Regions from separate parts of the Mus musculus genome. Here regions 1, 2, 3, 4, 6 and 7 are each linked to region 5. Evidence: chromatin loops called from intact Hi-C (ENCODE). Cell type or tissue: heart. All regions are shown on one strand. Links, peaks and the distances in the headings refer to the core of each region. The heading gives the core; the rest is flanking DNA.

Evidence for each region. Hi-C counts contacts between places; a loop is a spot of excess contacts. Peaks named below come from ENCODE experiments on the same cell type or tissue, not always from the same donor. Only the 100,000 strongest peaks of a DNase experiment are listed, where the experiment ranks them.
Region 1: it touches region 5 in a loop (4-fold over the local background); 14 of 42 quality-filtered maps call a loop at or near these places.
Region 2: it touches region 5 in a loop (4-fold over the local background); 5 of 42 quality-filtered maps call a loop at or near these places.
Region 3: it touches region 5 in a loop (6-fold over the local background); 27 of 42 quality-filtered maps call a loop at or near these places.
Region 4: a loop joins it to region 5, with 2.2 times the contacts of the local background. A loop is called at or near these places in 7 of 42 quality-filtered maps.
Region 6: it touches region 5 in a loop (6-fold over the local background); 21 of 42 quality-filtered maps call a loop at or near these places.
Region 7: it touches region 5 in a loop (4-fold over the local background); 20 of 42 quality-filtered maps call a loop at or near these places.

The regions. Positions count from the first base shown.
Region 1 is chr13:56,733,474-56,737,758 of GRCm38, forward strand. Smad5 (SMAD family member 5) reads left to right here. Exons shown (of 7, transcript NM_008541.3): 6 at 2,327-2,583; 7 at 3,862-4,285. The coding sequence ends at 4,005. Among named protein-coding and RNA genes, the nearest start is that of Gm45623, 18 kb to the right of the region's middle. In heart, for the core only: a CTCF peak has its summit at 2,218 (motif pointing left); no DNase peak of the experiment used is centred there.
Region 2 is chr13:57,257,710-57,262,011 of GRCm38, forward strand. No RefSeq gene overlaps it. Among named protein-coding and RNA genes, the nearest start is that of Gm33197, 13 kb to the left of the region's middle. In heart, for the core only: a CTCF peak has its summit at 2,404 (motif pointing left); no DNase peak of the experiment used is centred there.
Region 3 is chr13:56,573,337-56,577,638 of GRCm38, forward strand. No RefSeq gene overlaps it. Among named protein-coding and RNA genes, the nearest start is that of Gm32759, 10 kb to the right of the region's middle. In heart, for the core only: a CTCF peak has its summit at 2,464; a DNase peak (open chromatin) is centred at 2,615; H3K27ac peaks cover 1,685 bases.
Region 4 is chr13:56,756,438-56,760,739 of GRCm38, forward strand. No RefSeq gene overlaps it. Among named protein-coding and RNA genes, the nearest start is that of Gm45623, 4.8 kb to the left of the region's middle. In heart, for the core only: a CTCF peak has its summit at 2,230 (motif pointing left); a DNase peak (open chromatin) is centred at 2,234; H3K27me3 peaks cover 860 bases.
Region 5 is chr13:56,655,798-56,660,099 of GRCm38, forward strand. No RefSeq gene overlaps it. Among named protein-coding and RNA genes, the nearest start is that of Gm40961, 7.6 kb to the right of the region's middle. In heart, for the core only: a CTCF peak has its summit at 2,497 (motif pointing left); a DNase peak (open chromatin) is centred at 2,524; H3K27ac peaks cover 1,520 bases.
Region 6 is chr13:56,473,478-56,477,779 of GRCm38, forward strand. No RefSeq gene overlaps it. Among named protein-coding and RNA genes, the nearest start is that of Il9, 6.6 kb to the right of the region's middle. In heart, for the core only: a CTCF peak has its summit at 2,042 (motif pointing right); no DNase peak of the experiment used is centred there.
Region 7 is chr13:56,554,087-56,558,388 of GRCm38, forward strand. No RefSeq gene overlaps it. Among named protein-coding and RNA genes, the nearest start is that of Lect2, 7.7 kb to the left of the region's middle. In heart, for the core only: CTCF peaks have their summits at 487 and 2,019 (motif pointing right); a DNase peak (open chromatin) is centred at 2,115.

The DNA.
Region 1 (4,285 bases), core at 286-4,285, 78 kb after region 5:
TATATATGTGTACATATGTGTGTATATATGTATGTATATGTATATAAAATCTTGGAAAAATATGTGCATGTTAAAGAGGGATTAGAAATGTAAAAAGTATTGCACTTGGAGTGTTTGCTCCTGTAAGATTAGCACAGTATGGAGGCAGTGGAGTTTGGGGTGGAAAATAGAGTATGGATATCCAGAGACCTCATACGTCAGAGTTTCCTTATAAACCAACATGGATCTTGGTTGGTAGCACTCTGCATACTTCATGGGATGCAGTGTCACACCTCAGAGGGTCCGCCTCTGTAGGGTGTGCTGCATGTCCCAGGAGCTGGAGCGGCTTGGCTTGTGTAGCCTGCTGTTCTGTGCTCCTTTGATTTACATCTTAGTGGGAGTTAGCAGCAATGGCAGACAACAATAATTGTGGTAGGTTTTCTTATGGATGAGATTCAGAAAGATAATCTGAAGCCAGGTGCAGTGGCTTACACATGCAATCCCAGCACCAGGGAGGCTAAGGCAAGTAGGTCCCAAGTTCAAGGCCAGCCTGGGCTACATAGCAAGACATTCGTAATTCAAACAAACAAATAAAAACACCCCAAACAAACAACAAAACAATGTGAACAGTTTTTATTGATTTTGTTGTCAACTTGTCCAAACCTTTTTTGTGAACTGTGTCTCCTGTATATGTTTCTCTGTCAATTCCCCTACAGTGAGATCATTTAAGGGACATCTCTTTGGATCAGTTTTCAATTACTTACCAGTGTTCCCACTCCAGAATCCATTTCTGTTTACTCAGAAGCAAGCCACATTTTTTTAATACCATATGCTGACACAATTCTGTGACTTCTGTTTGAACAGAGATTTACATTTATGGAGATCCTGCTAAAGTAGGCATTTTGTGTGAACACAGACAATAATGGAAACATGTCCATTGAGGGCAGTCAGTGTTCTCTCTTATCTAGAATATGGCGGTTGGCAGCATGCTGACTGAGTGAAGCAAGACTGTGTGCTTCTGAGCAATAGACTGTGACACCCGTTTCCTTTATAAAAAAAAAACAAGCAAGCAAACACAAAAACAGCAAATCCTCCTATCCCCAGAAGCACACAAATGTATTCTATAGAAGTGTATGTAGCTGTCTGAGTTACGGTTCTATATCTGTCAACAGACGCCATGACCAAGGCGGCTCTTACAAGGACAGCATTTTATTGGGACTGACTTACAGGTTCAGAGGTTCAGTCCATTATCATCAAAGTGGGAGCATGGTAGAGTCCAAGCAGACATGGGGCTGGAAGAGCTGAGAGTTCTTTATCTCCATCCAGAGGACGCCTGTCCTCAGGCAGTGGGTCTCAAAGCCACTCCCACAATGACACATTTCCTCCAACAAGGCCACATCTAATAGTGCCGCTCCCTGAGCCAAGCATATTCAAACCACCACTGTAACTCAATATGTGCTGCATTTAAAGGATATACACCAAATTTGTAGCACTGTCTACCTGTGGGGAAGAAAATCTTGAGGTACTTCTTAGATATATTGGAAAAGCATTTTCTGAGTCAGCTTCTTAGTAATAAAGCTTAAATTTTACTATCAGAACTGGTTTCTCATAAATATATTTCTAGAAAATTTTAAAAAGTTATATTATTTTGTGTGTATAGGTATTTTGCCTACAGGTATGTCTGAGTGTTGCATGCATACAGTGCCTTTAGAGGCCAGAAGCGGGCCATCTCCTGGGACTGGAGTGAGATGGTTGTGAGCCTCCATGTGAGTGCTGGCAATCCAGTATGGGTCCTCTTCAAGAGCAGCCAGTGCTCTTAACTTTTGAGCCATTGCTCCACTTTCATTTACAAACAAACAAACAAACCCAGAAGTAAAGAGAGAAGGCTTTTAAAAGCAAAGGAAGATGAGCCTGCTATCTTAAAATTTTCTGTAATCTGGCATCACATATGTGTGTCTGGGTTTCTGTGGGTAATGATTAAAATGCTGTGGTCTTCTTTGTTAGCAAACAGGGTGGAAAACATCACTAACATTTATGATGACTTTTTGGAAAGTATTCATAAAAAGAAATGTTAAAGAGCACCTTTTCCTTTCTAGAGAAACAAACGGTGATGAGAAAAGGGAACACAAACTCCGGGGTCAGGCAGTTTACAAACCTGCCAACTCCAGCCCGAGGCTTGGCCTCTTGAGGCTCTCGTAGAGTTGTGGAGATAATTTCTGGCTGCTGAAGGCCATCTAGTGGTGGTTGTAATCTGAGCATTACTGGAGTTTGCTGTGCATCCTGGGTGCTTTGGTGGTGTCTCACAACCATTTGCTAAGCCATCTCTCTTGTTGCCTGTCTCTTTAAGGTGTTCATCTATACTACGTTGGTGGGGAGGTGTACGCTGAGTGTCTTAGTGACAGCAGCATCTTTGTTCAGAGTAGGAACTGCAACTTTCACCATGGCTTCCATCCCACCACCGTCTGTAAGATCCCCAGCAGCTGCAGCCTCAAGATTTTTAACAATCAGGAGTTTGCTCAGCTTCTGGCTCAGTCAGTCAACCATGGATTCGAGGCTGTGTATGAGCTCACCAAGATGTGTACCATTCGAATGAGCTTTGTCAAGGTGAGTAGCTACGGTGTATAATGTGACTTCAGTCATTGTAAGTGTGCATGCATTATAAGGAATTATTAAATGAAGTTAAGCAGTGTTTTTGACTCAATTTCATACATTTGAGTGAACTTTTTGAATTTATCCCTTTAACCATATGATTCATTTTGTAATCTACACATAAGATCCAAGATTAATTTCAATAATGGGTAGAGGTTTGATTTACAAAGTATTTCATCTAATAGACTAAGTTATTAGAAAGTATTTAACATTAACATTGCATTTTGACTGGCTCCAGTCCCACTGCAGTAATAGGGACATTTATAGTGCTTTATCACTTGTGTCTCAGGCCTGTGGCAAAGGACTTATAAGGCCTGTCACTCTCATGGCCTGAGCTCACTGACCATTATAAAGATTGTGTCTCATTAACAAAATGTTGAGAGACTCAGAGTGGTGAGTTTCAGCAGTTGGAAGTGCACCCTCCTGGGTCAGGAAGAGCAGAAGTAGGCTTGTGTTTTGTTTTGTTTTGTTTTGTTTTGTTTTGTTTTGTTTTGTTTTGTTTTGTTTTTTTATTTTGGCATGTAAGCCCAGTCCACACTTTCCTTGCTGTTTATCAGAGGTCTGAATTTACTTTCTCTCCCCCTTTTGAAGTGTGATTTTTTTTTAATTGTCCAGTTCCCCTGCTGCCCCATTTCTCTTTCCTCCATCCCCCTAGTTTCCCTGGAGCAGAGCTACTATAATCAGTGGGACAGAAAACTTGATAAATCAGGAAAATGAAAGTAGAACCAAAACCGCCCCACATTTTTCAGTTTTTATCCGAAGCTTACTTTATCTGGTTAATTTCTCACCTTTAGGGATAAGGGCTTGATGTGATTCTGGCATACAGTGAACTACATGATATGGGTCGGTCAGTGTCCATACTCTCTCATCAGATACAAACACGCAGGGACAGGAGCCCCCCAAGTCTGCCCCATGAGGGCGTGGGCTTTATTTACTCAGTGAGAATATGTATCACAGCACGGCATGATTTAGCTGTGAAGGATCATAGTCTGGAGTTTTTGTAACAGTTAAACATGTTCTTAGTCCTATGGGTCTGTGTCTGAGAAATTCTGTTATTTGTTGAAGAGTTGAATACTGCAGATGTGTCTTTTAATACCATATGTGAGTGCTTACTGGTTTTCTGTAGTTTAAGTAAGTCTTATGTGTTTCTGCAGTTAAGCTTTTTATTGTTAAAGTTAGTGTGGACTGTTGACTGTTCAAGAGCGATTTGCTTTGCTGCCTGTTCATTTCCAGGGCTGGGGAGCAGAGTACCACCGACAGGACGTCACCAGTACTCCCTGCTGGATTGAGATTCACCTCCACGGGCCTCTGCAGTGGCTGGATAAAGTCCTTACTCAGATGGGCTCTCCGCTGAACCCCATTTCTTCTGTTTCATAGTGCAGAAGTATTCTTTCAACTATATTTTTAGTGGACTTGTTTTAATTTTAGAGGAATTTCCAGTACAGATGCTGTGAGCTGACATGGAAAACAGATATTATTTTTTCTACGTAATTGTGACCAACACATTTGTATTTTATGATGATATTACATTTGTTTGTATTCGTGTTCATTGTGATTAACTTTCAAAAGTATTGTAAACGATGTAGAGTATTTTGCCCCTGTTGAAATGTTTAGCATTGATCTTAAACTGGAACGTACTTTTTCTTATTGTCCCAAC
Region 2 (4,302 bases), core at 114-4,113, 600 kb after region 5:
CTGGCATGTAGTACACACTCAGTAAACATTTGTTAAAGTAACTTAACAATGAATAGGAGTTATGTCTTTGTACCCCAGTAGCTCCCTGCCAGGACAGGATGTCTCTAATGGCTAGTCAGGTGAAAGGAAGCAAGCACAGGTAAGGGCCACCGAGCACCTGTGGGGTGGCTGGGATTGGTGTTGGAGCAGAGACAGGATATGGCAGGGAGAGCCATGCAGGATCAATTAAGCAGAAGTGAGCAGAGGAGAGGGCTGTGCTTAGCAGGATGAGGAAGGGGCAGAGGTGAGCCTTGGAGGAAGGAGCAGAGGCAGAGGGGTGCAGGCCCAGGCCAGGGTGGCTTCCTTCTCTGACACAGAGCTTACCGGGCACAGGGCAGGAACACTGCAATAGCTCCTTCTTGGAGCTGGAGATAGAGCCACTGTAGTCTTAAATCAGTGCTCATTGCAGTTGTCAATCAAAGGCTGCTTCCCTGTGTGACTTTCCAGAGAAAAGAAACCTCGCTGATCCAGCCATCAGGGCCACACCTGGTGTTTTCTAAGGCCTGCTTGAGGTCCTCAAATCCTGCAAATCCTGTCAAAGCTTCTGGTAACGCTGACCAGTCAGGCGATTTTTGAACACAGTGGGAAGATTGGCCCTTCCCCACCTCTAGTCGAGTTTAGGCTTCAGGAACTAGAAGAATATCAGTGTACTCTCCCTACATCAATCTTTACTCCCTGACCAAGTCTAGAAGTTTTTCTGAGGTTACCAGTAGTGACATTTCTGTACGATGATTAACGTTTTCCTGGAGAGATAACCACAAACTGAGGCAAGCGTAGAGAATAGGTTTATAGCGTAGGACTCCACTTGGTATGGGCTGTGTACCAAACCCTTTGAATAACACACTTGGCAGCTAGAGATCCTTTCCTCTACTTACTATGCACACATACCCCCTCCAAACAACACACCTAGCTACCTGTTGGTACCTAGGGCCACCTCTTGCATTGAGCCACCTGCATACCACACTGGAGAACACAGTAGAGTTCTCTTCCCCTTACCAACCACCAAACAGATGAGTCTGTTCATTTGTACTCAGATAATACCAGGTACAAGAGTGAAAAGGACAAACAAATTGAACTGGTTTGGGGTCTATATAAGGCAAACTGTGCCTTCAAACTTCTAGAAAGGGTTCCCTACTTATCATCTTATGCTTCTGAATAATTGATCATGCATATAAAATAGATGCATTATGGGAAGAGACATGTAGAGTGAAAAAATGGTTATATAACCTGTCAATCAAAAAAAAAACCCCCCACCCAAATCTTAACTTTAAATGATAACTTTAGCAATGAGCTCTCCTTTCCTCAGTCCCCATTTGAAACAGCTCCAATCAATATCCTGGGCCCTCAAGTGTAGTCAGTCTCCTGGTTTCTGTAGATCGTAACACTGTATCCCCCTAATCTGTACTGTTGTTTTTCTGTGATTAGAATATTCTTGCTACTTTGTAATCAGTGCAGTCTACTCTTATTTAAAAAGACAGGAGAACTGGAAACCTCAGGCCTAGTGTTGTTGGGAACAAAGGTCCTCTTCACCCCAGATAAAGCACGGATGAAGCCGGACCAGAGCAGTGAACCATTGCACCCCAGTCTAGATTTGTGGGCCAGCTTGCTTGGGTTACTCACAGAAGCATGGGTGATAGGCAGATGCCTCACTGGAAACCCCAGAGGAGTATGGGTAGCAATTCTGGAAAGCTACATCATTGGCATCTCTGATGCACCTTGCAGGAGATCCCACCGCACCCACCCCACGCCCAGCCTTTGTTAACTGTTTACATAAGGTCAGTGAGAGGCCTCGTGACTTTCTGGTGAGTCTCCCGAAACTCCTCAGTCCCTCCAAGAAGAAAGCCGCAGCTCCCTTTATCACCAAGGGAGGCAGACAGCTGTCAGCTCAGAGCAGGGATGGACCAGAACCTGAAGATGCTAGGAGGGGGGCGGGGCATCATGGGACAGGCCTGTCTGTCAGGCTTCCTTGGAGCTGTGGGGGCGATTAGATGCTTGTGGAGCCAAGCTTGATTAGACCAATGGATTCCTTGGCTGTGGGACGTTTTTCTTAAACTCCCACCACCCTAAACCATGTGGCATGGGATTCCTTTTCTATTATTCTAGCTAGGATGTGTGCAGGATTGTATGCGTATAGAAAAGGCTTTTCCTTCATTAGCAGCAGTGGAACTTTCCAGGCCTCTCTGAGGTGATTAGAGGCATATCCACAAGCGTGGAGACTTTAGAAAGCTTGACTCTGGGTAGCATCTTTTCCTGCTTGCTCAGCCTTGGGAACCTGGAGAATAGCTTTATCCTGGGTCATCTACCCTGGCTGATGTGAATTTCCTGCCTAGCCTCAGTTCCAGTTTGGTCCTTTACTGCCCTCTGGCGGCCAACTGGGTTCATTGCCTGTGGATTTGATGCTTCCCTTTCCCCTTGAGTGACAGACACTCAGATGGATGGCTACAGTGTTGCATCAGGGAGAGTCCACGATGGTTTATGCACAAAGAACACATCGCCCCCCACCCCCACCCCAGCAAATGTCTGGAACTTCGATAGGACTATATACCCTCGTATCCTGTGCTTTTCCCTGATACACACATTACTCTGGCAATGATACAGTCTAGGGCTCTTGATTAAGTTTGTTTTCCCTACCAACCAGTTAAGGAATCAAAAGGCAGAACAATCTCAGGCAGCTCAGGTAGCAGTGGCGAGATCTCAGACACCTCAGACAGGGACAGGCAGATCAGCAGCTGAAGAGGCATGGGGGGAGGGGGGGCGTGGGAGGGCTGTGTGAGAGAGATGAAACACACATGTACAGCAGACAAGCAGAGAAAAAGATCCTTTGCAAAGCAGAGGGGACTCGGAAAGCTGGAAATCCACTGGGGGTTTTAAAGTCTCTGGTTCTCCCCTAACTTAAGTCGGCTGCCTAGAAGGAGGGGTGATTGACTGGGTGGTCTGCAGTTGCTGTGTAACCTGTCCTTGATCTCGTCAATCCAGTTCACCATGGATGGGGGGGCTGCTTGGGGGGGGGGCAAAACCTTTCTACAAGACCTTTGTTTTAAGCTGCCAGGCTTTTGTCTCAAGTCAAGAGGGTGAGGAAGGAAGAGGTGGTCATCTTAGTAAGTCACCTTTATTACTTAGCAATGGCTACTCTCCCTATCTGTCTACCTACCAGGGTTTCTATCTAATTCCTGGTCTCTCAATAGTTTATACATTAGGCACCGTAAGAGAGTAACAACACCAATCTTTTTTGTTGGTTTGTTTGTTTGTTTTGGGGGGGGGTTGTTTTTTTTTGTTTGTTTGTTTGGTTGGTATTTTTTTTTTTTTTTGAGACAGGGTTTCTCTGTGTAGCCCTGGCTGTCCTGGAACTCACTCTGTAGACTATGCTGGCCTCGAACTCAGAAATCCGCCTGACTCTGCCTCTCAGGGCTGGGATTAAAGGCGTGTGCCACCACGCCCGGCTTTTTAAAAATTTATTTTATGTATGTGAGTATACAGTTGCTCTCTTCAGACATACCAGAAGAGGGCATTGGATCCTATTACAGATGGTTGTGAGCCACCATGTGGTTGCTGGGAACTGAACTCAGGACCTCTGGAAGAGCAGTCTCTGGAAGTGCTTTTAACCACTGAGCCATCTCTCCAGCACAACACTAATCCTTGACAAAACAGAACAATGTTTACAACATACCCAAAGTATGGCAGTAGACTTGACACCTAAGACAGCTGTGCGGATAGAGGCAGAGAAGTCTCACTTCTCCCTGGCCCTAGCTGCTACATACTGGGTATAAGTCATGGCTTTGCTTTGCTCTGGAAGGACCCCGTGTGTAAACTGTAGAGTTGGTTCTATACTTTTACTTTTATGCATGTTTGTTTTAATTTGCTCTTTGCATTCTGCAAGCACATGACTTAGAATCTGTTGATGAGGACTGGAGAGACGATTCTGTGGTTAAGCGTGCAGATTGCTCATGGAGAAAGCACTGGAGTTTGGTTCCCAGCATGCACCTGGATCCATTCACAGCCACTTGTACGTCCTGCTCCAGAGGATCTGACATAGCTCCTGGGCTCTGCAGGAATCACACCCAAGTGCCCAAGTACACACATCATACACACATGCACACACAAGCATACACATAATTAAAAAGGAAAACATTATGTCTGAAAAGAAAGTCTGGGGCTGCAGGCGTGGCTCTTTGGAGTATTGCCTTGTGAATATTGCCTTGTGACTTACTGAAGATTCACAACTCCTATCTAATAGCAGTTGTTAGCTATATAGGCCTACAGGAC
Region 3 (4,302 bases), core at 151-4,150, 82 kb before region 5:
GAGAGTTGATGCTCAGGCAATCGAATGTAGCATAGAGGTAGACTGAGACAGGTCCAAGTTCAGAGCCAGGATTTTCCACTGGGGCATGGTGAGATGAAAATGGCCTTTATATACGTTGTGCCCTGAACATCATTGTACTCGTGAAGTAGGCTTTCCCAGACCATGCCTATGTATGCAACTGTCTCGTGTTTTCAGGAAGTAGCCACAACTCAGGATAATATCAAATTTCAGTTAGAAAATAGTCTCCATGTCTTTTCCCTGCAGTAAGTTGGAACATGCCTAATTCACCAAATATTTCATCTTTATTATTGTTTTATGGGGGGGGTATGTAAGTCCTTTAAGACAGAAACATTTATAAGGAAAATAAAGCCTTCTGTGTAAACCAGAAATACTTAGATAATGTGATCAGTGCTGATGAGAAGCTAAGTCCTTGGGCATGTCTCCCTGGTGATGTGGTGCCCATGGTATTCATCAAAACCCCCAGTGTCCAGCATCGTGCATCCTCTGCACGCTGCGGCTCAGGAGGAATTACCTGAAGTTTATGTCTCTTGAGCAAACTTGGCCCAGGAGAAAAGATCAAAAGCCATGGCGTGACGCTGTTCTCTGGTGGAAAATGGAAGGGCTGTGTTAGTCCATTCGGAATGCTTGGATGAAGCACTATAAACCCAGCTGCTTATAAACAACAGCCATTTATTTTTTTGCAGGCTGGAAGCTGGGATTTCCAAGATCAAGGGGCTGGCAGATGTGGCGTCTGGTAAGCAACTAGCTCCCGACTCACAGAGTGGAGCCTTTTCACCAAGACCTCTCATGAGCCTCTCTTCCCATTCATGAGCCTTTCAGATCCACAATCTAACCACCTATCAAAGGACCTATTTCTAATACTGTCCTGCCGGGTGGGAGTGGGGTATACCTTCAGACCTCAGCAACTTGCTCTCAGGATAGTAAAATCTACACATTTTAATTTTTACACGTATAAGAAATATCTAAAGAAATTAGAGGGTGACCTATTTTCTTGAGGACTTGAATGTTGAGTTGCTCCCAAGTTATCCACCCGAGTTTGTGTACTGCAAAGCTCTGAGGACATCTCAGGGCTTCTAAGTACAGTGAGTGACCAGTCTGTAAAGATCTGTGTATTATATCAACAAAGGCCATGCTTCCCTGGTTAACTTTATGATGACTTCATAAGGGAGGGGGAGGGTTTTTCCTGGTAGTCTGTGTTAGATCTTCAGTAAGAACATTTCTGTTTGAAATGCTATAAAAATGTAAAAGTTGTGTATCATCAAATTGCCCCGAAGGCTTGTGATGTCCAGGGTTATCCTCACACCAGCCATCCCCAGTTCAGCTGGACTGCTCACCAAAGCCAGTCACATCTGGGCTGGTTGACCATGGATGTTTCTTAGAACAAGGCAGGTAAGGGCAGGGGATTTTTTCCTGAAAATCCTACCAACCACTTGCATGCCGTTCTTGCCCCAACTGCTTGTGGCCTCAGGATCTCTGAGATATAAGTAGGGAGATATAGACTGGAGGAGGGGACTCTAGCTCCACATCATGCATGCTGGGTGCAGACCTTCCAGTGTGACTACTCTGCTGACAGTGGCTCCTCCACTAATCTATAAGTGAACCTAACACTTCCCCAGAGTAAACTTGGATTAAAGGATGCTTTGGTTTGTCCTTGAAACATAGAAGGAAGGTAGATATTGTTTATATCTCCCTGAGGGAAGAAATTTTAGCAATACCATGCCTAATCCATTGCAGTGTGTTCCCAAGTCTATGGTTTGGGTGTGTGTGTGTGTGTGTGTGTGTGTGCGTGTGTGTGTGTGTGTGTGTGTGTGTGTGTGTGTGTGTGTGTGATTCAAACTGCTTTCTGGTTGCCTAGATATATATATATTTGAGTACACAGTGTGCTAGGGAAAACAGGGTGCCTCCCACAGATCACCAAGCAGAGCTCACAAACCAGTCTGTGACAAGCGCTCAGCTGATCTTTGAGATCATGGAGAGCCTGGGAGTGCCCTGTCCAGGTCTGCCTGTAAGAAAAGGCTAAAAGGCCCACTCTCTTTTCGATGATCTTTGGAATTACTAGAACCAGGAAAGCGATTTTTTTAGCTAAGGACACTTTTGTCTTCTTTTCTTGTCTACCGTTCATTCTGCCAGACTGAAAGAGGCTATTTGGGGCTGTCTCATGCAGAAGAACTTGAGGTAGGCTCGTGTGGAGGAACATTAGAGGACACTTTTGTCTTCTTTTCTTGTCTAACATTCATTCTGCCAGACTGAAAGAGGCTATTTGGGGCTGTCTCATGCAGAAGAACTTGAGGTAGGCTCCTGTGGAGGAACATTAGTCGGAGGCTCCTTGCAGACAGGACCAAGACAAGGAAGCTAGTTGGGCCTCCTCTGTACTCTCACTCGGAGGTGGTTGTCCAGCCTTGTTCCTGTTAGCCTGCAGTTCAGTCTCCCAGCCCAAGAGGGCGCTCTTACTCACCAGAGCACCTAGGCTCATCTCAGCAAAGTAAAACAACCTCCCCTTTGTGCGGCCTGAAAACCACATCTCTGGTGTCTGGCTTAGGTCTCCTTCTGATCTGTTTACCCCCAGACCTCTCGTGTCAGGTCTTCATTTGCCAAGTTACAGAGAGAAGAGTCTCCAGTCCATGATTCTGCCGTATTCCACTCGGTCACGTGAAGGGGGCAGATGGGGTGGGGATGCAGGCCGGGGAGCCAGAGGCCACGTGGAGCAGGACATAACTCACTTTATCTCAGCAATGCAGGCATTTGTGTTTGAGAAGAGCGTTCTTCCTCCCTAGGAAAGAACATCTGGAACATTCTTCCAAATGAGGATCAAAACAATGACTTCAGATGAAGCAGCCTCACTGGAGTAAACACAGCCCAGAGGATCCCATGAAGCAGTTCTGCGTGGACTCTGCCAGAAAGCGGACTCTGGGGCTGGGATTTCAGGCCAGCTCAGAGTTACACCCCTGCTCTCTTGAAAAAGGCTCTGAACCCGTGGACACTACTGGGAAGGGCCTTAGAGATGGGCTCAGTTGCCACCCAAGAGCAGAAGGGACCCCATGACAAACAGGGCACCTACAGCCTTCTGCCCTGTGGCCCTAGTCCCTCCTCTCAGAATGCCTGCATATTCGACAGTCAGCCTTGTCCTGGACCAGACAATTCAGCAATCACATTTGTTGACTAAAAATCAGCCTATCTGCAATATAAATATTCCTTTCAAGTAGCCACATTACTCTATCTGTGGAACATGTAGAAGGCCTGCTCTGTGTCACTTTTCTGTTCAAATGCAGTCCTTACAGAATCCCAGCTACTCAACAACATCTGCTCCGAATGTCTCTAGGATTTATGTGGCCACATGGCCAACTCCATGTATAAATGCAGATTCGGAGCGGGTTCTCATCCAGGATACAGTGAAAGCATCTAGGTCTGCCATCCGGTTTGTTTCATGTCTTAGGACATCACACTGTCAACCAGATGCCCATATATCCAAGTTTGTTATTTCGGTCAGTGATGCACGATGGCTTCAGATGTATATGCTCCCAGTAATTAATTCTGAATAGAGTATTTGGCATTAAGTCATCCCATGACTGCTGTGGGCAAGAGAGAAGTAACAGGTTCTATTAATTCCACTTGGCAGCTGGAAACTCTTAGTTACAACAAATCCAAGCAACCAGTGCTCACACAGGTATTGACACACACACACACACACACACACACACACACACACACACACACAAATCACATACACTCTTACACAAACTTATATACATACACACATATTCACATGCACACATGCACACACTAATGCACACATACATGTATATACACACACTCACATACATAAATATACTGTACTGGATGGTTTTGTGTGTCAACTTGACACAAGCTCGAGTTATCACAGAGAAAGGAGCCTCCCTTGAGGAAATGCCTCCATGAGATCCAGCTGTAAGACATTTTCTCTCTCTCTCTCTCTCTCTCTCTCTCTCTCTCCCTTTCTCTTTTAGAGTTTATTCAGAGCATGGGGAGGGGAGTTGAGAGAGTAGTAGAGACAGAGAAAGGGAGAGAGAGAGAGGGAGAGAGACAGAGAGAGACAGAGAGAGAAACACAGAGAGAGACAGAGAGAGATTAAAAGAACAAAGGAGCAGAGGAGTAGAGACCGGTATTGAGCATGTGGAGAGAGAGAGGGGAGGGGAATGGGGAGAGAGGGGGAGAAGGAACAAGAGAGCAAGAGGACATTTTCTCAATTAGTATCAAGGGGGGGGCCCATTGTAGGTGGTGCCATCCCTGGGCTGGTAGTCCTGG
Region 4 (4,302 bases), core at 115-4,114, 100 kb after region 5:
TGAGCTCTGGATGGGAAGTGGTGAGGCATTTTACACGCTTGAGCTGGGCACCAGCCTGGCTAGATGAGAGCCCAGGTAGTGGGTTCCCTGCAGCTGTGTGGGCAGCTCAGGTGGGAAGGGGCATCCTGGGACGGACAATGCTTTTGGATTGTATAGGGAGGCTTGATAGCGGATAGACTTCCCTACTCAGGAAACAGGTTGTGTTTCTAGGTCAAGGCTGTGGAACATGGGTCTGTGAAGAGGGCTTGGTGCAAAGGGAGGGTCCCTGCAGCACCACAGGCTCATGGCGGGGACAAAGGTCATCTCTGATCCTGAGGTCCCTGATGCCACTCACTCCTCCCACATGGCACTGAAGGATGCTGACGTCGTCTGAGTTTTCCCTCATGGCAGACTGTTTCTGTTCATGGCCCTATCCCAAATGGAGCAGGCTTGAGCTTTAGGGTTCATCTCCCGCACTGCAGCCCATGATGACACTGCCATTCCTGTATGTACCCCAGGCAAGAGATAAAACCCAGGAAGGGGAGTCACTTGTCAAGGTCACCCTGATGTGTTTGTACTGTAAGGGAGCCTCCAATTCCACCATCTGGGGGTGTCCACGCAGTCTATACAGGAGCACGTTGTCAAGCTGCCTTTCCTTGACAGAGTTGGAGGGGGTACATCTATATTGTCCTTCTGGGGAGCCCTCTGGTATCGATGGGGAAGCCACAGTTGATTTTCTGAAAGATATTCGGAGCCCTGAGGTTGATCACGTTCCCTGAACATCCACGGGCAGGAAATTAAACAAGGCTGGTACTGAGTAAATGCAGAGATGAAGTTTACACAGCTTTTTATACAAGCCAGAGCGACCTTCCATTAAGGGCGCTTTGTGTACTCACACATTTAAGTCTTGAGAAAGATTATAAAAGGGGGCTCTGAGGCCGCCGTTGACAGGCAGGGGCCACAGAACTGTGAACTCACAAAGACCTCTCTCCCATTACGCAGTTGTTAAGTGGCATGCGCGCCTTTCCTGGTGCCTGCCTGCAGAGACCTGGGGGACAGGGGCGGGGGGGGGGGGTAAGGACGCCCTCCTGCTATGTCAGCCACTTGCCGGGCTGTTGAGTGGAAACTTGAGAGATGGGGAGCACTGAGCCCCAGGATTTTGTAAACTTGCTGAAACGGTGCAGTGCTTGGTGAAGCCATTTCTGTTTCTTCTAAATGCTCGGGGAACCATTGTGAAACCGTTTATTGCCAGACAGGTTGGGGGTGACGGTCCGAGATGAAGAGACTTTGCTGTGAGGGAGCGTGGGTGGGCTCAGACCTCCTCTCAGCGAACTCTGGAGATACCCTTCCTGCAGAACAGGTTTTGGTTTGGGAGTAGGTTTTTATTCTTATGTTTTAACTGTTCCTGCCCCAGCTTCTGATTCAACCAGAGACGCATGGATTTGCCAGGACTGAGGACAAAGAGGAGGTACCCGTTCCTGGCATAGTAAACCCCACCTTCTGCGAGACTCCTCCTTCACACTTCCCTGTCCATTCTCCAAGCCTATTGCCTGTTCTCATTTGGAAAATCGGGTCATTTTGGAGTCTAATCTTGGGGCTATTTGTTGTTTATTTCTTAAAATGACCACAACTGGGTCATCACTGGCTACAGTTGCCGAGGTTATCTGTGAAAGGCCTACTAACCATTGGGAGGGGTGGTGGCTTTGTTCTTCTCGGGGTAGCTTCCATGTCAAGCTAACTGCATAGTAACATTGCTTTTTCCGTCTCTTGGTTTCTTTGGGTTGTGCTGAGGAAAAACTAATGTTACCCTGTTGGAGGGGGACCTCTGAGACGCACATGGGAACACCTACGATGAATAGGATATGTAGGTACAAGAAGCCACCCAGCAGTCACAGTACTGGGGTGATTCTGGAAAAGGGGTGGGGGAAGAACTCTATCAGCCAGGCCTGTGAGAGGTTCCCAAGCAAATGCCGCCCCATTGGAGTCTCTTGTGAGGCATGATGTAGGACTTAGTGGTAGTTCTGAGTGTGCTGATTCAACAGGAAGCTATCCTTTTGCTGGGCCGGGGCCGGAGACCCTTTGTAGCGTGTTGAATTCTGGGAGAAGAAATAGGTGGCAGGGGTTCACCCTTCCCCAGAAGCCTTCTCTCTTGGCTCTGGCCCCAGCAGGCAGTTCCTCCCTTCTGAATCTTCCCAGCCTTGGAGCGAACCATAGCTCTTGCCTGTGTCTGGGCTGGGGTGAGCGCCCCCTTGTGGTCAGTGTCTCTACCGTGTTTGTTTTTCAAGCTATGTTTTCACTGTAGCCAAGCTGTCATTGAACCTGTGACAACAGTCCTCTTGCCTCAGCCTCCCAAGTGCTGGGGAAGTTACAGAGTGAGGCCGGGCTGGCTCAGTGTGTCATGTCTGTGGTCAGTAGTTTCAGGCCCACTGGAATTCCAGGCTTCAGGACATCGTTGGGCAGATTACCTCTTCCTCTGGTTTACATTTCTGCTGGGGTTGCTTCCGCCCAGGCCTAGCCTCTGTTGCTGGGAACAGAGCTCTCAGCAGCTTCCTGCCTGTGCTCTTCCGAGGTCCATTCTCAGGTCTAGAATGAAGCCTGGAGTTTGTACACTTTTTGGGGCCCTCTCTGAGAATAAGACTCAGGATTTGGTTTTAAAAGTGAGCATTGACTTAGTACAGAAAACAGAATCAAAGTCAATGTTTAAAAAAAACCTGACAAAGGCTCCGAGTGTGGAAAGAAGATCAAACTTGCCAACGTAGCTTTCAGGCCCATGGTTTGGATGAGAATCACCCCCCCCCCCGCCCCCCAAGGCTCACATAGGCAATATTAGGAGGTGTGTTCTTCTTGGAGTAGGTATGGCCTTGTTGGAAGAAGTATGTCCCTTGGGGGCAAGTTTTGAGGTTTTAAACACTCAAAGCAGGCCAGTGTGGCTCAGTCTGTCTTCCTGTTCCCTGATGATACAGTTGTAGAACTCTCAGCAACCTCTCCAGCACCACGTCTGTCTGTGTGCCCCCGTGTTTCTAGAGGTGATAGTAACGGACTAAACCTCTGGACTGCAAAGCAGTCCCCAATTAAATATTTTTCCTTTATAAGAGTTGCTTTGGTCATAGTGTCTCTTCACATCAATAGGAACTCTAAGAGGAAAGACCTGCAGGGACAGTTCTTTAGTCTACATAGGCAGCCTGATGAAGAGGTACTGGGATGGCCCCTGTGACCTACAGTCAGCCCTGTGGCTGGAGCAGCATTCATCAGGAGGCTGAGGGACTCACTACCAGTCCATACCACAGTTGGGCCACCTGTGGGGATTGGTGTTGCTCCAGGCCATGGGAGAACAGGCTGGAGCTTTGGGCTACCAGCTCTTCTCAGGGATCAGTCCTGGTGAGGCAGAGACAGGGGCCCATTTGCCTCATACCACTCCCAGAAGACAAGGCCAAACCTCTGAGCCCAGGCTTTTTGAGGAGGCTCTTCAGTAGGAGCTCCTGGTAGCTGGCCTGGCCCGCACAGAGCCCGAGTCCATGGACACCAACCAGTCTGGAATTACTTGGTCAGCCTCTGAGAGTGTCCACTTTTGACACCAGCCCCTCTCCATCCATCCAACACAGAGTTGGCAAAAAGAGGGAGAGAGCCCATTTGCAGGAGGGTATTCATTTCAGATGGGAAACTATGACTTTCCCAGCAACTTGGTTTGTCTCCCCATAAAACTACAGTCAGCCCTCCCTGTCTGCATGGGCAGGTTCAACTGGCTGGGGGAGAAAATATTCAGGAAAACAGAATGTGTTAACCAGTTTGCCTTTTTTTTTTCTTTTCTGTTGTTGCTTTGTGAACAATGCAGGATAATAGCTAGTTAGGAAGCATTGACATTGAATTAGGATTATAAATAAACTACAGGATAGTGTGCTGCAAATCACATGCAAATAATGTTCCGTTTTATACAAGGACTTGGGTATTCAAGAATGTGGGTATCTGAGACGTCTTGGAGCTTGTCCCCCCTGGGATGGCGAGGGTGACTGGATGAGGATTTATTCTCTTGTTTTATAAGTGGCCAGTGACCCACTGCTCCAGCCAACCCTTTCCTGGCACCTTAGTCTGAGAAGGCCAGCTCTTACTCGCCCCCCCCCCTTTTTAAAATTTCCCCTCTGCCATGGGGACAGTACTGTCCTTTCCCAAGGAAAGCTGCAGGTCATAGTGAGCTGCTCTGGGGATTGTAGCTATGGGTAGGGGCAGAAAAAGGTCCCCTGACCAGGCAACCATGCAGGAGACCTGAGGAGTGCTTTTCCTGTTAGCCTTGGCAGGGAGGGAGAGAGGGACACGCAGGCCCATGGC
Region 5 (4,302 bases), core at 110-4,109:
AGAAGGCGAGGGAGTGTTGTGTTTCATTTCTGTGGGGAGGCAGGTAATGATTAATCTTGATTGTCAACTTGGCTTTTAGGTGGTCCCTGAGTGCTGCCTGCTGTAGGAGCCCTCCTCCATATGGCAGTTAAGACCCCCTGTCTGCTTTGTTCTCTTTGGCACTGTGTGTTCATCAAGAATAACTAGAATTTAAGGCTTGAGCAAAGATGTCAGGCTGAATCTCCTACCTGCTCACTCTGGTGGTGGTGGTGGTGGCGGCACATCCAGTTCTAGTGTCTCTTGTAGTTAAATCTCTCTCCTTTACAAAGCCCAGGGTCTGGGCTGGGGGTTCGGGTGAGAACGTGTTCTCTCTGCACTGGATTCATTTCCTTCAGTAGAAACTCGTGTTCCTCCCAGCTTGTCCCTCCCAGTTCTGTTCGATGGTGTCGTGTCTGCTCAGGTAGGTAGAGGGTAGAGAACCATCTCTCATCCACGTATATAGCCCCAGGTGTGTCTATGTGAGATACAGCAGGGTACGGGCAGAGGCCTGAAGACCCACAGTCAGGACGACCGTATGTGACTGTTCTGTGACACTGGAGACGAGGCAGCATGTTTAGACAAGTGGGATACCATTGGCCAGCCTAATCAAGGCTTGTCAACAAGGTTGGACGGTGTTCCAGCAACTGTCAAAGGGTCTAGAGTAGAGAGGAATTGGTGCTGAGGATAGCTGTGGGAGGTGCTCCCTGCACTACACCCTCCTCCCCCACCCACCCTGCACCATCTCACTGGGATCCCAGGGACTTTCTGGGCTGAGGAAGACCTCCCCACCTCCACATAGCAGCCTGGCTTTTCTCACACAGACCCCAAGATCCTAGGGACAGGCAAGTTTTGCTAGACATGTTCAGGACAAGAATTTAATATCAGAAGCAAATGTATATGTCTACGTGCACTAACTCATTTATTTTAGCAAATACTTAATCTGGCCTCCTGGATCCTAGATGGTGCGTAGCTACCACCACAGTAGAAAGTCTCTACCCCCGAGTGATATGTCCGTGATACACAAGTGAAGACAATTCCCACGGGTATCCGGAGAGTGTACAGACCACTAGAAAGGAAGCAAGTAAGGCTGGGGGTGGGGGTGGGGTTGGGGAGACTTCTCTTAGCATCTTACATGTGCTCAGCATAGACACAGGACAGAGAGAAAAGAACTTGATTCTTATAAAGACCTACAGAAAAATCCAGGGTGGCCACCTTGTGGGGGGAGGGGGAGGTCTCACCCTGGGATCAGGTCCTTAGCATAAACAAAACGCTGGACGGCAGGGTGTATAAGCACAAGGACCTGACTTTGAATCTCCAGAACCTCAGGTGACATCTAAGTGTGACCTGTAACATGTCACCACAGGGAGGTGGAAAAGAAGATACCCTGTCTCAAACAAGGTGAGAAGCGAGGCCTGAGCCTGACTTTTCTTCTGACCTCCACACAAGAGCCATCACACACACACACACACACACACACACACACACACAATTAAAAAAAAATACCACTGTGGTGGTTTCTATAGGAATGGTCCCCAGGAAGTGGCACTATTAGAAGGTGTGTCCTCAATTGAGTAGGTATGGCCCTGGAGGAGGGGTGTGGCGTTGTTGAAGGAAGTGTGTCACTAGAGTTGGGCTTTGGAGTTTCAAATGCTCAAGCCAGATCCAGCGTGTCTCTCTCTTCCTGCTGTCTGCAGATCCAGATGTAGAACTCTCAGCTACTCTCCGGCCTCATGTCTGCCTGTGTGTCACTATGCTTGTTGTCGTGATAATGAACACCTAAGTGTATGAAGCCACAATAAAATGCTTGCTTTTATAAACATTGCTATGATGATGGTGTCTCTTCCCAGCCATAGAAGCCTAACAAGCACAAAGGTTTGATACTCTGACTGTGATTTTCCCAGCATCTCTGCCTCCACGGTATTTGCTTTGTCCCTGGTTATATGGAACTGGCAATAAAGACTGTTCAGTAAAGGACTCAGAGATTCCGTGGGGAGGAGTGGCCACGTAGACCTTAGCAAGTCTCACAACCATCCAAAGTATACTATCAACCATTGGATTAAGCAAGTTAAGAAGAACAAATCACACGGCCAATATTCAAAATGAGAGTAAAGTGCCAAGGGATGCCAGGCAGTCAGAAACCCAGGACAGGAAGAATAAATAAATGGATGCTGACCAGGGAATCCTAGCGTTTAGGAGGCCTTTTGATTGGCCCTCCAGAGTACAGGAAGATGGCGCTGTTGTTAGTATCTGCTAATCGAGGCATCTGAAATTACTCAGCTCAGGCAGCCAGACATATTGCAGACTTTGTAAACAGGTAAAGAAAGAATAGCCATTTTCCTGTTCTCCACTCTCAATCCCCTTCCCCTATTTGTCTCATCTGATCCTGGCCTTGGGGCTGGCTGAGGCTGAGAGAAGCCTAGGTTTAGGAATAAGAATCAGCAGGCATGAAGGCAGGGGCCAGCTGCGCATCTCATGTGCTCCCCCTGGTGGGCAAATGCCTCTGGACCTCATGAAAAAATGCCCCATATTTGGGAACCGGAAACCCTAGTTTTCTATATTCAACTATAAAGGACCTCCTTTTAGTCTTTGAAGTCAAACAGCACTGGCTGCATGAGCTGGTGCCCGGCTGTATGTCCCACAGTCCGGGGCACCCCTCTTCCTGCCCTTGCTCTGCTGCAACCACACTGCTTTCCTGGGTCCTTGTGCACCAGCCTGGAGCTCTATCTCCTCTCTGCTCTGCACCCTCCTCCCGTTCAGCCTGTGTCCTACCCAGCTAGCAGGAGCTCACCTGAATGCGCCCAAACACTGCCTCCTATGGTACAGGATAGGACTGAGAATACTTCCCCAATGCCTGCCACAATGCATAAAACAGTTAGCAGTAAACAGAACTAACATGTTACGAGAATGAATAAGTGTATAAGGTTAACCAGCAGATCCAGTACTGACGTGGCAGACTCGCTGTGGGTAAGGCAGGATACATCTTTCAGGGTTTGTGTCCAGAGGCATCGGCCTAGGTGCTGGGATTAGCCGGAAGGGCGCAATGGTAGAGCCGCTTCTGTTACACCCCCTCTTGTTTGAGAAGCCTGTACCCATATCTGGGTGTGTCCTTGGCCTCTCTCTTTACTAAAACCCAAACTCTGCTTCACACTGGCTAGTCCTAAAATATTACGCTGAAGCCACAAATCCCTGTTTGGCCTAAGTCAAGGTCCCTAAAAATGAGGAGAGTGCCTCTGGCTGCTGTGGGTAACAGAGCAGAGCCTTTGCCGCTTTCCCTGCCCCTCCCCCACGGTGGGGGGGTGTTACACAGCGCCTCCAGTTTGTATTAACAGAGTTTGGCAGTTCCTTAAAAAGCTAAACACTCACTGCAGTGTGATCCAGCCTCTCCACTACAAGATATTTACTCAAAAGAACACACTCGCAGGGCTGGAGAGATGCTCAGGGGTTCAGAGTGCTTGTTGTTCCTGCAGAGAACCCGGGTTGGGTTCCCAGTTCTCACATCAGGACTCACTACCATCCTAATTCCAGTGCCAGGGGATGAGACACCCTCTTCTGAGGGTACCAGGCATGCATGTGATACCCGTACCTGAAGGCAAAACAATCATAAAAAAAAAAAATCTTCTAAAAATTGACGTTTGCAAAAACAAAATCTCATACGTATTCTTAGTGCCCTGTAGAGGTCTGAATGAGAATGGCCCCAAAAGGCTCATCTATTCAAATGTTTGGCCCTAGTTGGGGGAACTGTTTGGGAAGGATTTGGGGGTGTGGCCTTGTTGGAGAAGGTGTGTCACTGGGTCAGGCTTTGAAGATTCAAAACTTCACAGGCCTGGTCTCTCCCCCACACCATTTGCATATCGGCGTAAGCTCTACCTACTGCTCCAGTGCCATACCTGCCTGCTAGCTACCATGCTCCTTGCCACAATGTCGATGGATTCACAAAACTGTAAGCAAGCCCCTGATTAAATGCTCTCTTTTATAAGTTGCCTTGGTCATGATGTCATCACAGCCATAGAGAAGTATCTGAAACACACCTTCATTCATTATAACCCTGAACTGAAAGCTGAATGTTCACAAACAGGTTGGTTTTAAACAACCTGTGGGAAGGGAGTGGGGAAATGAGACTCTTGAAAAGCTGTTCTCAGAGTCAGACTGCCGCAATGCTCTTGAGTTCAGCTGGGCCTGCTTGCTGTCTATTGACCTTTCCTCATACAAGGAGCCCTGGGAGGGCCATAGTTTCCTCACCTGAGTACCCAGCCACTCTCTAACCAGTTGTATGCAATTCTGCCC
Region 6 (4,302 bases), core at 236-4,235, 180 kb before region 5:
GGTGGGTTGTCCAAGCCTAGATCCTGCTGGCTGAAAAAAGAGAACTCGTTATGTGGCCCCTCTCCTCTCAGGGCTACTGTAATCTGAACAGACCTCATCCCGAGGCAGATGCTGACAACACCTGTAGAACCAGCAAGAACAAATTACTGGAGAGTAGGAAGACCCAGCCATCTCTGCCCAGTGCCAGGTGGGCCACAGCCATCATCCTGAGCTTGGACTCCCTCCCTCCATGATTGCAGACTGTTTCTCTCCCCAGTCTAATGATGGAAGGAAGCAGCAGACCATGGACCAGGCAGCCACCATCTCTTTCAGCTCTGGATTAGCACCTGAGAAAAACAGGCAAGACATTCTGTGCCCACGGATGATGAAAACCCAGCATAGACTTGCGCTCCCAAATAAAAGCACCGTAAGCCCCTTGGGTTGTTTCTGTGTGACATGCAGAGCTCTCTCCCTGGCTTCTGAGAGATCTTGGTCACCTTCCTCTCTATCCAGTTTAGGTCTGTGGAGATGTTGCCATCCCAGAGAGAAACCAGTGTGTGTCATTTTCTTCCCGGTCCTCGAGATTGAGAGGGAGGGCTCGGTGTCTAGAAAAGAACATATAGGATAGGAATATCCAAAGATTCTCTCCCAAGCCTGAGCAGTGTCATGTGATGGTGTCGTTGCGTGGCAGGTGACAGCCAGAGCTTGCAGGGGTGGGTGTTCTGTGGACATGACTTTTATGTGGAAATCATAATAAAAGGCACAGTCTGCTTTCCAGTGTGACGTCGTGCATCTGTCTTACCTCCTTTGGGAACCACCTAGGAGGTAGCACTGCTATTGTGTGGCATGCGTCCACATGTGTGCTTGCAGCAGCCACACCTACCGCACCCCCCAAACCCCTCTCAGCACACACGGCTGGATGTGGCTTCAGAGTCCTGCCCAACACTGTCACCTGGGCAGCCACCACCAGCCACGCAGAAATGTGGTCCAGGGTGATCTTATACCCCAGTGAGGAACTGTCCTCACAGCCATGTAAACAAGCCTTTAAGATCTTCCTTGGGGGCTGGAGAGATGACTCAGTGGTTAAGAGCACCATCTGCTCTTCCAGAGGTCCTGAGTTCGATTCCCAGCAACCACATCGTGGCTCACAACCATCTGTAATGAAATCTGACGCCCTCTTCTGCTGTGTCTGAAGATAGCGACAGTGTACTCCCATACATAAAAGAAATAAATCTTTTTAAAAAAAGATTTTCCTTGGTTTGCCCCAAGGAAGAGGTAGTAGGGGGATCCACCACCTCTATGTGATCTAGACCGAGCACCAAATCACAGCTGCCTCCCCCACCCCACCCCACCCCAGAGGCTGACATAGCCACTCTCCCCTGTGTAGATCACAGGTGTTTCCTCACAGTGCTCTCTCCACATCCATCCTCCACAGCTCTTGGAGTTCAAAGCCCCCTCCCCTGGGCAGCTCTGAACCCAAGGCTATGGAGCCCCTGGTGACTTAGTCATCACACGTGTGTTGAGCACCTGCTGTGTTGCAGGCACTGTCTCCAGGGGTAAGAGCGGAGGAGCCCCAGCAGAGTTTTCATTCTAGTTTACTAGACTCTAACAGGAAGAGGCTGGCTTCATTCCCACCACAGCACCACGGGCAGGTACTGAGGGTGCTGGCAAGGAGATGCTCCTGGTGTGTTACAGGATGCCGAGATGGACCCAGAGTACTTCCTCTATCCCATTCCAGGATATGTCGTGTAGGCGTGCCCTGGTGCCTGCCTTGGCTGCACAGTTGGGTTGGAAGAGTGGTGTGTTCAGAGGCCAGTCAGGATCTCCCACTGTGTGCTCCTAGATAGGCAGAGAGTTTACTCCTCTGTAGTGAATGCATAGAAGGCAGCTGGAAGCCCTTCTGCTCGTCTGAGACATCGCTTGCTGTACAGTCCTTGCGAGATCCCATGTGCACATGAGAAAACAGGAGTGGAGAGGAAGGCAGTATCTTAGAGTCATAAGAAGTTAGATTTTGGTCTTGTGGGACACTGTCTCTCAAAAGCCTGTTTGGCTGATATGCCATAGAATCACCACTTGATGGCAGCAGACATCAACTAAATCCCAAGGCTGTCTGCTAGCTGGTGACCTGTAGAGCATGGGTCCTGGGCACTTCCCTCCCTGTCTCACTGTTCGCCTTGCCCCAGGGTGCTGTCCTTTCCTTGGGTTCCAGCCTCAATGCCTATCTGCATAATCTCCACATGTTCTGCCCACGTGGGCTTCTCTTTTCCTCATCTATAAAAAAACAAACAAACAAAAACAAAAACAAAAGCCAGTCTTCCTCCGCGATTCGGGGCTGCTCAGCTTTCTGCTCGGAGGTTGACAAAGGGTGGATGATGTATCTGTGTACCCTGGGCCTGGTCTGTGTGAAACCCCGAGAGCCCCAGCTGCCCCTTGGTGTCTTCATAAGCATGCTTTGGAGTGGGGTAGATGTAAATACTGAGTCGGTCTTCGAATGCTCAGGACACAGGACAGGTTATTGGTCTGGGTTCTAACTCCCAGAATCCTTTGTGCTAAACTGTTGTCAAAGAAGATTCCAGAAGCATGTGATTCAGTTGTGACATTCAGGGAGCTGTATACCCAGAGAAGCGTGACTTCTGGCCACTGGCCGAGCATAGAGAGGGCTCACTGGGCTTGGTTTCCCTGAGCATGGAGGGGGCCCCTCTGGGTTAGGTAACCCAAGTCCTAAGAACGGTGTTCACGGTCTCATAGCACGCCATCTTTCCTGCACCTGCATGCTTACTATGGTTGTGGAGTCATCGAACCGCGTCCTTGGGTGCGTGGATGCAACTTGTTTTTATTTTCTACCTAAATTTAACTGTCCTCCTCCTCCCCCCAGCTGGCCTCACTTCTCCCACCCCCACCCCACTAAGCCCCATTCTATCCAATACCCAGGAGTGGGTCTGGGGTGTGATTTTGCCACTTGTGGGGAAATTTTAGGAATTCCAAGTGAAATGTTCAACTCAAGATGGCTCCCTTTTCCGTTTGGAGGTGACTTTGGATTCTGAGGCTGGGATACAGCCTCAAAGGATACAGCCTCAGGAACCCCAGGTGTGCCCTCCTCATCCCAGGTGTGCCCCCTCCTTACACCAGGTGAGCCCTCCTCACTCCAGGTGTGCCCTTCTCACCCCAGGTGTGCCCTCCTCACTCCAGGTGTGCTCCTTCCTTACTCCAGATGAGCTCTCCTCACTCCAGGTGAGTCCTCTTCACTCCAGGTGAGTCCTCCTCACTCCAGGTGTGCCATCCTCGGACTTTGTCTGCAGGAGTGAATCTTTTTTTTACTCAACTTTACAGACAAGCCAAGGGAAAGCACCAAGCTGGCAGGTGGTTTTGATGTGGCAGCAAGCCTGGGTTTCTATTGCTCGGCCTCTCCCCCTTGCAGTAGCTGGTGTTGTCTTCTGAGACCATCCCAACCACCAGCATCCGCCTGCCCCTCCCTGCGATCCTGAATGAGTACAGTCAGCACAAACCACAATGAGTAGTCTGACTCAGAAGACCCAGATGCAGGGGAAACCACCCGGGTTGCCATGAAGCCAGCCAGTCAGGGTGCTGCAGAAACCTCTGTTCCTCCTGGAGATGACCCAGAGCCAGAGGGAGCATATGTGAGCCCCAGGCTGGAGTAAAGCTGTCTTGTACACTCAGCTCCTCAATCCCTTAGCGACACCCTGAAACCCAAACAGCTCAGCCAACTCAAGGTTGTTGTGACTCTTTCGGCTGTCAACCTTAACCTATCCGTGTGAACGTTCTTGGGCTTTGAATATTGATGCGTTTAATTACAGAATTTTGCCCCAGGTCCTGTTATGGGTGTTATGTAAGGATTGGCACATGAATTGTGCATTAACTTTTGAAAGGACTAAAGTGGGTGAAATCTGAACCCTTTCTGACCTTTGCTTGCTGGATAAGTGAGTCTGCCCTGGGGCTGCGGTGAACCCATCTGACCCTCAGGCTGTCAGAGGAAGTAGTGTAGAAATCTCACACAGATAGGAGAGCGACAGAACGGGGTGGGCAGAGAGAGGGGTTGGCAAGCAGAACCAGCTGGAAGTGGCTCTCTGCTTTTCAGTTTCCACCAGCTGAAGGCTCTTGGGAACGTCTCCAACCTGGAAAGCTTCGACTCTCATGCTTATAAAGAAGAAATGCCAGTGTCTACTTCCTGCCAGTCCCGAGTTCTGCCTCCTGGTACAAACAGAAACAGTGCAGAATGTGAAGTGTTTGATCTGATGATTATTGTAAATGAGTGGCACTCCCTCAGCATCTCCTGTCTATCACACATTGAGTGATAAGTTTGGA
Region 7 (4,302 bases), core at 70-4,069, 100 kb before region 5:
AGTTCCAGATTGTGAGCCTCTGGGCCCTGCTTCTGAAGTGCAGGGTGCCATCAGCAAAGGGGACTTACTTTCTACCTCTAGGAGACAACCAAGGACAATAGCAGTAGGCTGTATGTTTGGGGAATCTCTTAGCCCTGGGCAAGACCTCCAAAGAGGGCCGCTAATGTCTGGTTTGGAGTTTTTATCAGGTGGTCTTTGTCCCTTGCAGAGAGAGCCATCAACCCCATGAGAAAAGTTTATTAAATTATGCGTGTATTTTCATACGCTAAATTATGTAAATAGTATCTTTTCTTGTGGCTTTTCCAGATGTACATATTGTTATGTTACCTCCCTCCTTCATCTTCCTGAATTTACCTCCTCCCTCTTCCCTAAGGACTCTGCACTTTCCCTGTTCCCCCATCAGCTCACTTACATCTTGCTAGCCCCTCTTCCCATCTCCCTGATGAGATTACTTGTATCCTGCTGTCCTGTCTCTATTGCTCCCCCCAGTGCCCAATCCTGGCAATGGTCCTGCTATACAATCCTGGTTTCTATGGTTACAATGGGTTATGCATTCACTGCTGAAGATTTGGGGCTAGAAAGGCAACGCCTGTCTTTCTGAGTCCGGTAAACCAGCCTTTCTTCATCTGTTTCCCAGTTGTTGGATGTGTGGGTTGGTCAGCACTTTCATATCAGTATCTCTGATCTTTTATTTGACCTGTAGTTTGAAAGCCTTTGAATAAAGCTGGGGCAGGGGGAGAGGTAACCTTACCTTCAAAGGACTGTTGGTGACCAAACATCCCAGGCTTCCTGCTGGTCCTCTCTCAGAAGAACCTACCTAAAGGTGTCAGACCACTGGCTTCTCACCATGTGGGTTCAGAAATCTAAAATAAGGCCAGAGCCTCTCTAGCTATAAAGCCTGCCTATCGTAGTCATTGTCAGAGAGTCAGTGCATGCACATTTCAGCTTCTGTGGATGCTTTGGGCACTGGGGACCTTGTTGTAGTGATGAATCCATACCCTTTCTACCAAATCCTCCCCTCCCTCCCCCAGACAGACAGACAGATGGACGGACAGACAGACAGACAGACAGACAGACACACACACACACACATACACACACACACACACGCACATCCAAATGAAACAGAAACCATTTTAAGCATGGGGAATTAGTGGGAACATTTTGGGTGGTGAAATAAAAAGAGGGGGATTTGATAGGAAATAATTTTAACATAGGGGATGAAGTCCAGGCTTTCTAGTGGCTGGAGGTAGTCAGCTTACCCTAGAACCTAACAAGCATTTCTCAGCAAGCCATTTCTTTGTGTATTGTTGAAATGAATAATTATAGATGGGGCAGGGTCGTGGCCCTTACAGCAGACTAGAGACCATGCTTGGTTGTTTACTTTAAATTTGGTGTAAGCAATGGAAGGCACCACTGTCTCTTGATACAACGTATAGTTTATACATACAGTGTAGCTTTGTAGCACGGGTAATGTAGCACTTCAAGGTCGGAGTGATATCACAGGAGACTTTCTGGTCAGAGGCCCCTTTAGAAAAATTGTCTATTTCTAGCTGGCAAGAGTGCAGGATACAAGCCATGGATTTCTTCATGTGTCCAAAGCAGACATCACTAGTCAAGCCTTGGGATCTATCAAACTACATTGATGTTAGCATGAGGATTAAAGTCCACTGGCCACGCCTAGTAGAGTGGAATTTAATCCAAAGTCTCACTCTGAGTCTTTCCAGTACCCAAGTCTTGGATGTAGAGAGAGTGATTCAAGTGACTGGGGACCAAATTAATGAGCACACAGAGAGAGGTGGCAGCTTGAGAGACAGGTAGGTAGATCGGTAAGGATTATGATGTTCAACGGAGACAGTTCCTATACAACACAACACAAAACATACTTTCTATGACTCCAGTTCTTGGGAAAGTGTTTATACACCCTAAAAGGCAAAGAATTTAGAGCTTTTCCCACCACTATTGTGGTCCTGTGTGAAATTGTCCCCTTTCCCATGAAGAAATGGAATAAAAATTGTTCCCCACTAGAGGTCACCAAACAGATTCAGAACCTCGAATGTCCAGACTTCCTTTTCTGCTCAAAGGCTTATTTTCCACAGTGTGTCCCTGGAGGCTGGCCAGGCAGCACAGCAGCCCCAGATTAAACAGGGCCAGTCAGGGTGTCCTTATCTCTTTAAAAATGGAGGGAAGAAGTATACCATATGTAATAAATGTCTGTGTCTTTGCACCTGTGACAGATTTAGTTTTTCAATTGAAATGTCACATGACATAAAACCCTTTCAAATTTTATAACACCTGGCTTCTTAATATCTTCACAGAATCACAACACAACTCTCCTTCCAGGATGCTGTCATCGCCTCTAAATAAGATACACACTATCAGCCACCCTCCCTCCATTGCCTCCAGCTGCCCACCCCCATAACTCAGAGTCTACCTTTCCCTTCTATGGTCTTTACTCATTCCGGATCTTTTACATGAGTGGAATCATGTAACCATTGATATTTTGTGTCTGGCTTCTTTCACTTTGAGTATTGTTTCCCAGGTCCATTCACAGTATAAATGCGCCACAACTGTCATGAATAGTGCATCTGTGAGCTGTTGGATCCCATTATAGATAGTTGTGAGCCACCATGTGGTTGGGGGGAATTGAACTCGGGACCTCTGGAAGACAGTCAGTGCTCTTAACCTCTGAGCCATCACTCAAGCTCCCTCAGTGTACAGGTTTTTGTGGGGATAAGGTTTCAGCTTCCTTGGGTGGACACATAGACACATAGAGGAGGAATTGCTGACACAACTGTGTTGAACAAGGTGAGCTTTGATCTGCACTGAGCCTGTGATGTCTGAGTCTGATTTTCCCTCAACTCTGCCAACACTTGCCTCCAGCCGAGTGAGAGGTAGACTTTCAGGTTTGTACTATAACTCCTTTTGCCTGCTGACTCGTGACACTGGGTGTATTTTCATGGACCAAGGCACACTAACCCTTTCTTTCTCTCATTTGGAGAAATGTCTATTGAAATCTTTTGCCCGATTTTCTTGTTTTGTGTTATTTGTCATTTTGTTGTTGCAATGTCAGCGATCTTTACATATTGTGGATACTAGACCTCTTCAGGTACCTAATTTCATGTTTTGTCCTGTCACATGGGTTGTATTTTCACTCCCTGGACAGCATTATTAGCCACATAGAAGCTTGGAATGTTAATGAGATTCTGAGTTTGTGTTCACCTTTAGCAGTTTGTGATTTATAAGTTATATCCAAAAAACATCTTCTAAAACATCACTTCAATTATTTTTAGATTTATTTATCTAGAATTGATATACAAAATTGGACGCCTTTAATTTATGCCTTTTGATGTGTTTGGATATATGTACATACACGAGATGCCATCACCCAAGTCGAGGTACCAAATGTCCACCATCACCAGACGCTTCTTGCCCTTTTTCAAATGTGGTTTGTTGTTATCTTTCTTTCAGGGTAAGAGCAGTAAACATGAGCTCTGTCCTCACAACACACTTTAACGTTCACATGCCACCGCTGTGAACTACAGCTGCCATGTGGAATGTACGGCTTACTTCTAGAATCGTTTCGTCTTCTCTGGCTAAACCTTTATGCCCGCAGAGCTTGTTATGTCTTGCTTTCTCCTGCTCCCGCCAACCACCTTCCTGTTCTTGCCTCTTTGTTCTCAATCTCACATAAGTGGAATCATGACCTTGACCTCCTGTGCTTGGCTTGTTTTACTTTAGTAAAATGTCCTCCACGTTTATCCATGTTGGGCTAATGGATATTTTAAGACTGAATAATGTTCTACCATACTCACATGGTCACTGGTGGATACTTCAATTCTATTGACTGACATTTGATTGTATCTTTACTATTGTGAGTAATATTGCATTGAGTGTGTGTGGGGGGGTATGTATGTGAATGGTTCATTGAATATAGAGGTGCAGGCATCTGAGACCCTGGTTTCTATTCTTTTGGGTGTTTACGTGGAATGAATGGCAAAGTCGCATGGTAGTTATACATTTTAAGCAGCGCGGAGCTGGAGACATGGCTCAGTGGCTAATAACAATGGTTATTCTTGCAAAGAATCCAGTTTTGATCCCCAGCACCCACATGGTGGCTCACAACGATCTGTGTAACTCAAGTTCTGGGAAATATGATACTTTCTTCTGACCTCTGCAGGCACTGCACACTTGTGGTGCATAGACACATATATAGGCAAAATACCCTGGCCCATAAAATAAAAATAAAAATTTAAAAAAATTTGAGGAACTGCTACAGTTTTCTATTTCACCAAGATCACA